2 separate regions of the Homo sapiens genome follow, and region 2 is linked to region 1. The links are chromatin contacts, found by Hi-C or POLR2A ChIA-PET in ENCODE. All regions are on one chromosome and are shown on one strand. The core of a region is the stretch at or near the end of the contact, and the rest is flanking DNA. Distances in the headings are between cores, read along the strand shown.

Region 1 (3,915 bases), core at 531-3,030:
TACTATGTAGGCTGAGCAGAGTGGCTCAAGCCTATAATCCTTGCACTTTGGGAGGCTGAGGTGGAAGGATCCCTTGAGCCCAGGAGTTGGAGACCAGCCTGAGTAACATAGGGAGTTGCTGTCTCTACAAATAATTTTAAAAATTAGCCTCGTGTGGTGGTACACACCTGTGGTCCCAGCTACTCAGGAGGCTGAGGTGGGAGCATCACTGATCCCAGGAGGTTGAGGCCACAGTGAGCCGTGTGATTGGGCCACTGAACTCCAGACTGGGTGGCAGAGCGAGACACTGTCTCAAAAAAAAAATTAAAAGACTGTAATTAAAGATAGCCTTTTGTATAAGCATTCATTTTTGTACTAATTGTATCAGCTTCACCAATGTGTAATACTAGGCCTCTCCCTTAGTGCTTGATAGAAGTAAGGGTTGTTAATGAGGTTATATATTGTGGTGTGGGATACTTCAGGAAGCCCAATTTCAGAACTTGAGCATTTGTAAGGGAATGTTCAGTAGGTCGTAACTGTTGTTATTGTTGAAGGAGGAAGTATCCTGTAGCAATTAAGAGTATCAGCTTCATACTGGTTCGTGGCTCACGCCTGTAATCCCAGCACTTTGGGAGGGTAAGGCAGGTGGATGGCTTGAGCCCAGGAGTTTGGACCACCCTGGGTAACATGGTGAAACCCTTTCTCTACAAAAAAAGGCAAAAATTAGCCGGGTGTTGTGGCACATGCTTGTGACCCCAGCTTCTTGAGAGGCTAGGTAGGAGGATCCAGAGGATCGCTTGAACCCTGAAAGTCAAGGCTGCAGTGAGCCATGATCACACCACTACATAGACTCTGTCTCAAAAAAGAAAAAAAAAAAAAAAAGCCAGAGTATGGGCTTCAGAATCACACCAACTTGGGTTCAAGTGAGAGTTTACTTGCCAGATAATCTTGGAATATACTTTTTGGAACCCACAGTTTATCTGTAAAATAATTACAATAATACTTCAGAGGTTGTTGCAAAGATTGAGATAATAATGCATGTAAAGTATTTGGCTTCATGTCTGCCACATGGTGTGAAGATTATTTTTTAAGTGTCATTTATATTGAAAATGAGTCATTCTATGTTACTTCTTTCCTGTTTAGTACTTGTGTTTCAGATCTGACATCACCTTTTTAAAAATTTTGCATTTGAGTGAGATTTGCTAAAGCAGTTCTGGGGTTAAACTTGAAGAGAAAATATTGAATATTTATATTTAATATCCCATGTGAGAGGAGAGATTAAGAACCCTGTTGTCTGCTTGTTACATCTCTTGTGAAAAACATAAAAAATATAAGAGTTTTGTTACTGAACTCTACTTGTGGTTTTGGTCGAGTCTATCATGAAGGTATGTTGTGGAGATTAGTGCAAATAATGATTTAAATATGGAATTATAAAGTTTAGCAGCTCTATATTCGGGGAAAAACGAGTCTCTGTTGATTGAAAAAGCATAATAAAATAATTTATTCTGAGGCTTTGTGGTTATGCAGTGTCAGAATGAAAAAGATGATACTCCTGTTCCATTTCAGGCTGGTCAGACCATACCTGGAACACAGTGTTCAGTTGGAGAAAGTTCAGAGATGAGCAAAAGACGTGAGGGGGCAGAGATGATGTCTAACACTGCTAATATAATACCTGGTAACGTTTTGAGTACTTACTCTGTGCCAGGCACTGTTCTTAGTATTTTATATGTACTATCATCTCTTTAATCCTCATAAACATTCTGTGGGTAGGTGCTATTATTATTCTGTTTTTATGACTAGTGCTTGAAGGAGCTGGAATCATTTTACTTATGGAATTGTCAGCATGTGACTCATCATGAGGGGATAGGAGGAAAGGCACAAATATTTTTTTCAATACCCAGCCAAGCACTGTGCTAGCTCTATTTCACTTGCAATCTTATTTAATCCTCAATGACAAACCTTGGAAGATCCTGTTAGCCTTTTTTAACAAATGAAAGAACTGGTCAAGTGGCTTGCTGTCTTTCTCGGTAAGTGCGAGAGACAGGACATGGAACCAGATCTTTCCAAGTCCATGGCCAGTGCTACTCACATTATGCTTTTATTTTTACGTTCTCTTGCTCCAGGAGGCAGCTTAGGGTGCCAGTAGAGAATTGATGCCGGCTTAGCAAAAACCTTCTGACTACTGGAGTCCAGAAATGAACTAGGTTACCTTGAATGTTTGATTCTCTGTCAGTATTCAGGCTCAGCCTGCTTCCTGATTTGGCTGAGATGTTTTGGGAACATCAAATTGGGGATGGAGTAGAACATGTGAGGGGAGTGGAGGAATTGAGATGGGCTGAAAGATCTTTAATGAGCCTTCCATCCTTGAGATTCTATGATTATTGCTAGGACAGGGTTAAATATGAGAATTGGTGAAAAGTTGTGTTGGCCAGTGATTTTTCTTTTGTGCATAGATTGATTGATTTTGAGACAAGAGTTTCACTGTCGCCCAGGCTGGGAATGCAGTGGTATGATCACTGCTCACTGCATCCTCAAACTCTCAGACTCAGGCAACCCTCCCACCTCAGCCATAGTTTTATTTTTAAATGTCTTTATAGGCCGGGCACAGTGGCTCACGCCTATAATCCCAGCACTTTGGGAGGCCAAGGTGGGCGGATCACTTGAGGTCAGGAGTTCAAGGCCAGCCCGGCCAACATGGCGAAACCCCGTCTCTACTAAGATGTACAAAAACTAGCCGGGTGTGCTGATCCCAGCTACCCAGAGGAGACGGGAGAATTGCTTGAACCCGGAAGCCAGAGGTTGCAATGAGCTGAGATCGTGCCATTGCACTCTAGCCTGGGCGACAAAGCGAGACTCCATCTCAAAGAAAAATTTTTTTTAATAAAGTCTTCATAAAGCTAAATTTATAAAAAAGCTAGAGGCTGGGCGTGGTGGCTCATGCCTATAATCCCAGCACTTTGGGAGGCCGAGGCTGGTGGATCACCTGAGGTCAGGAGTTCAGGACCAACCTGGCCAACATGGTGAAACCCCATCTCTACTAAAAATATAAAAATTAGCCGGTTGTGGTGGCACAAGCCTGTAATCCCAGCCACTTGGGAGGCTGAGGCAGGAGAATTGCTTGAACTTGGGAGACGGAGGTTGCAGTGAGCTGACATCATGCCACTGCACTTCAGCCTGGGCAACAGAGCGAGACTCCGTTTCAAAAAAAAAAAAAAAGCTAGAGATATGGTTTAGCAGCTCTATATTTGGGGAAAAAAGGAGTCTCTGTTGATTGAAAAAGTGTAATAAAATAATTTAAGCTGAGGCTTTGTGGTTATGGAGTGTCATAATGAAGAAGGTGATAGTCCTGTTCCATTTCAGGCTGGTCAGACCATACTTGGAACACAGTATTCAGTAGGAGAATGAATTCAGCCAGGTTTGTTTGTTTGTCTTTTAAGACAGAGACTTGCTCTGCTGTTGCCCAGGCTGGAGTGCAGTGATGCAATCTCAGCTCATGCCTCAGTTTTCCAAGTAGTGGCTGGGATTGCAGGCATACTCCACCACACTTGGCTAATTTTTGTATTTTTTGTAGAGACGGGGTCTCACCCTGTTGGCCAGGTTTTTCTCCAATTCCTGACCTCAAGTGATCCACCCGCGTTGGCCTCCCAAAGTGCTGGGATTACAGGCGTGAACCACTGCACCGGTTCTAAATATTTAAGTTTTATAAGAAAGGTTTTGTGTCTAAGTTGAGAATCACTGGTGGATTTAGTTAAGCTAAAATACCTTTAATTATTAAAAAGTAGGCAGAATGTGGAGAGATACCAGCCTTTTTCCTTCTTGGTATTTCTGCGATTTTTCCCTTTTTAGACAGCCTGTGGAGCTCAACCCCTTTTGGCTTTTCAGGTGATATAGTGAGAGCAAGAGTGATACTGTGAGGAGGATTCTAAACCTAGCAAT
Region 2 (3,915 bases), core at 757-3,256, 110 kb before region 1:
TTTTTACCCTGTTGCATGTATCCTCCCTTTCAAACTAGACTCTAGCCTCCAGGGGTCCAAAGAGAATGAGATGACAGAGAGAATGTAAATAGAAACAAAAGAAGCTAAATCTTAGTGTTTGGGCTTCTAAGTATGGAGCCTCAAGTGATAATACGCAATTTTCTGAAGCACTTCTGTACATGATTTTCTCCTTGTGTGTGCTGACTTGACAGCTTAATTCACACACATAATACACACACACATACCTCACACACATAAATCTACCATATATATATATATACACAACTTACATAAGTGCTTCACACCCACTATATATCTAATTCCTTTTATAGGCATATGGCAATGAAAGCAGAAAATGTGATTCAAAAAATAGAAACCACTCTCATTTTCTTTAACTCTTTCCTTTAATTTTGGTCATTTAAAGCTTATAAATTTGACAGACTGTATTTTTAAAACAGACTATTTTTAAAACCTTTAATACTAGTCTCATACATGGTCTATTTCTATTGGTTTATAGTTTGTCAGCAAATTGTATTTTCTACCCATAGGTAAATGTAGCACTGTTCTGAGCACCAAGAAGACATAGGCAGGGAATAGACACTACCTTAGGATCAAGAGGAGACAAGACATGTAAACATGTCATTAGCTAAGTGTGTACATAAATCCAGTTCTGTCATTAAAGAGTAAATATGAGAGCAGGGAGATTTTCTGGTGGGTGGGCGATGATTGCTTTTTTCTTCCCCACGCTCTCCTGGCATTTTTCTCCCCTTCCTTGGGACTGGATTATAGAATGCAGGGGCAGGCCAGGAGCGATGGCTCACGCCTATAATCCCAGCACTTTGGGAGGCCAAGGCTGGTGGATCATGAGGTCGTGAGTTTGAGACCAGCCTGGCCAACGTCGCAAAGCCCCGTCTCTACTAAAAATACAAAAAAAATTAGCTGGGCCTGGTGTCGGGTGCCTATAATCCCAACTACTCGGTAGGCTGAGGCAGGAGAATCTCTTGAACCCAGGAGGCGGAGGCTGCAGTGAGCCGAGATCGTGCCACTGCACTTCAGCCTGGGCGACAGAGCAAGACTCCATCTCAAAAAAAATAATAAAGAATGCAGGGGCAGTTCAGCTTATACATCATGGGCATAAACAATGGCCACTAATTGAAATGGTAGTTTGAAGCTAGCCAGAAATAGCTCTTCACAAAAGAGATCAAGTCTTACTCTGTAAAAAGAGAGTAAAAGCTGAGAAAATATTTCTGAACTAAGTTCACCTTACACAAAGAACATATCCAGAGTTCTAGAATATATGGATATGCTAGGGGAAGAAATACAGATGCAGGCAATCCCCTCTCCTCAATCAGAGGGACAAAGGGTGGAATATGATCTCTGTTCTAAGGCCGTTTGCACTTTCTGTTCATCCTTACCCACTTGTGATGTGTTGTTGTGGTGGTTGTTTCTCAGCAAATGCTCTTAAGTCTGTTACGTAACCTTTCTAAGCACTTTACACATATGAACTGATTTGACTCACATAATAATCTTCTGGGATAAGAACTATTAGTATCATTCCCACTTGACAGATGCAGAAACCGAGGACCTGAGAGATTCCATAAGTCTCCCTGGCAAATTGGATTCAGCCCCAGGAAGTCTGGCTTCTTGGCCTACATTCTTGACTATAAAAGTTGCACTGTCTCTTTAGCTGAAGGGTGAACTTAGGCATTTGAACAGCCAAGGGGTTGTGGGTAGAGTGAAAAAAGAAAGGAAAGGCTTTGAAAGTTATCCTGTTGTTTGAAAACACGAAAAGAGAAGAGAAAAAGAAGGAGAGAGCCTGGAATAGCTGTGAGAAGGCAATAGAAGAAGTGGAAGAACAGGAAATGGAAGAAAAAAAGCAAAGAGAAATTGACCTTGTCCCTGCTAGGGTCCAAATCTAACGGCTTGCTCGGGCTGGAGGGGCTAGAAGTGGGTGTCTCTGCTTTCAAGCAGCGCATTTAACTTCACCGGCTTTCCCCAGGCTGTCTCTGCAGCAACCCACACGAGGGCCTCTTTTCACAGCAATTATGAAAGTGATGGTGGGAGGAAGTACAGCTCACTTATTGAGGTTAAAAAGCCACCCAAGTAAAAGCATTAACCCAGTAGTAAGATTAAATTCCTGGCCCCAAAGGGAAATTATCAGGAGGTGTCCTTTACCATGTGTGAAATGGAAACAGTTTCCTCTCTTGGGCAAAATAACCAATTGCTGTGGGAGGCGGAAATCAATGCAGTGTTTGGTGAAAACTTGGGTTTCTCTGATGAGTTCTGTGAAACGCTAACGTCTAACAGGGGTTGTTCAGTCTATCCAATAACATTTTCTTCCCGTGACCTTGGATCTTAACGTTGGCTCCGCTCATAAATGACTGTGGAATGGGAATGAGAGAGTAAGCTCTTGACAGCTACAGGGAAATGCACTTCTAAAGAACTTGGTATAAGAGGGAAAATGAGATGGTCCTCCAAGAGCTAAACAACAAGATCAATACATATTGTATGGAGCAGAGATGTGCAAAGTCATCATGTTGAACATTCTGACTTGTTGAACATGTTGAACAATCTGATTGAGGATAATAACACAGCTAAAGGAATAATAGTCAATTTAAGGTAGAGTTTGATTCCATGAAAGAAGAAAAAGGAGAGAGAAGTAAATGCATGTATTCTGTATATATATTGAGAGTCTGCTAAGCACTGTGCTAAGGGCATGAACAAATTCTACTCCTGCCTTTTTGGGGTTCCAGAGCAGGCTGACAGGGTCCATCTAAGAACAGCTCAGAAGAAAAAAATGCATCTTCGTCAAAGATATCCAGTATCCTGGCCAAGAGCAGTGCCTGCCGTTTTTGTAGACGCTGTTATTCTTTTTCCCATATTCCCATCTCAGGCTCATAGATGAGGGAACTTCTCCCCATCTGACTTGCAGACCATTTTAGGGAACACTTGGATGGACACGTACTCTCTCGCTTTCCCTCCTTTCATTCTTCTCTCCCCAGGATAAGAGTAGCTAATCTGACTCAAGACAGCATATCACCCATGTGGCCTCACATGTCAGAAGGGGTTGATTATGGAGTTGGGGCACTGCTTGTGCATGGCACACTTTTTTGCCTTCTTTGATTGGCCTGCCCAGTCTCAGGGCCCTTGCACCCCAGCTCCTCAGCTGGCTTCCTTTTGCTTTCCTTCTGCTCCAGCTTCTCACAGTGCATCCAGGCAGGCAAGTCACGTTGGCCCTGCCCTCTCTTCAGTCTAGGTGAGGTATCAAAGGCCAGTACTTTGGCTCAACCCCAAGTTGAAGTCTCTAGCTCTGAGCGCTGGAGCTTGGGGGGCACAGCCTACCACACTCATCTCCAGAAAGTTCCCTGGGTCTGGTCTCCTTCTCATCAAGAAACTATGTAGGTAAAAGGTAAAGATTGGTAAGCCTCACTTCAAGCCATTCTTACTAGATAACATTAAACCTTTATAGTCACCTCCCATCCCCCTTTCTACATCAACATTCACCAGGCAAAATTCTAACTGGGTTATGAGTTCACATGGGCTGGTCAGGTTGGCTCCAGTGGTCCAGGCTGTGTCACAGTTATTGTCATCATAGGTTAATCAGGAGGCATTCTGGTTGTCCACACCTCCACTGGATGACATGACCCGTATCCGAGATACCAGCTCTCAGCTTGTTGACAAAAGTGGGTGTCTGAACCTGCAGAGCTACAGAGGGTTCAAGTCACCAAGTTCATGGAATCCCACGAGCCTTGTGCTTGGACCACCCGCTTATCTTTCCCTTTAACTCCCCAAAACCAATACCCGCTGTCCTTTGATGTGTAAAACTTCCACAAGAACAACCTTGTAAGATGTTTGAGAAGATGAAAGATAATGCAGGAGAGCCCCTAATAGGGTGCCTGACAGCCAGTAGACAAT

What was found. Hi-C counts contacts between places; a loop is a spot of excess contacts on that map. ChIA-PET counts read pairs that join two places held with the same protein, here RNA polymerase II (POLR2A). Pooled maps may share reads with other maps.
Region 2: a loop to region 1 is called in a pooled map, with 2.7 times the contacts of the local background. The contact joins two enhancer-like sites. A Hi-C loop is called at or near these places in 1 of 168 maps with a recorded cell type or tissue (sigmoid colon) and 11 of 50 pooled maps. POLR2A ChIA-PET finds 5 or more read pairs at or near these places in 7 of 52 experiments (AG04450, CD4-positive, alpha-beta T cell, PC-9 and 4 more).

The regions. Positions count from the first base shown.
Region 1 is chr15:90,418,296-90,422,210 of GRCh38, forward strand. All of the region lies in intron 2 of IQGAP1 (IQ motif containing GTPase activating protein 1), which reads left to right. Among named protein-coding and RNA genes, the nearest start is that of IQGAP1, 32 kb to the left of the region's middle. RefSeq lists an enhancer at 1,474-1,523. Within about 2 kb of position 1,781, at least 12 of the 41 ENCODE cell types and tissues checked have a DNase peak (open chromatin) inside an H3K27ac peak, as active enhancers do.
Region 2 is chr15:90,304,670-90,308,584 of GRCh38, forward strand. No RefSeq gene overlaps it. Among named protein-coding and RNA genes, the nearest start is that of NGRN, 41 kb to the left of the region's middle. RefSeq lists an enhancer at 1,876-1,925. Within about 2 kb of position 2,007, at least 5 of the 41 ENCODE cell types and tissues checked have a DNase peak (open chromatin) inside an H3K27ac peak, as active enhancers do.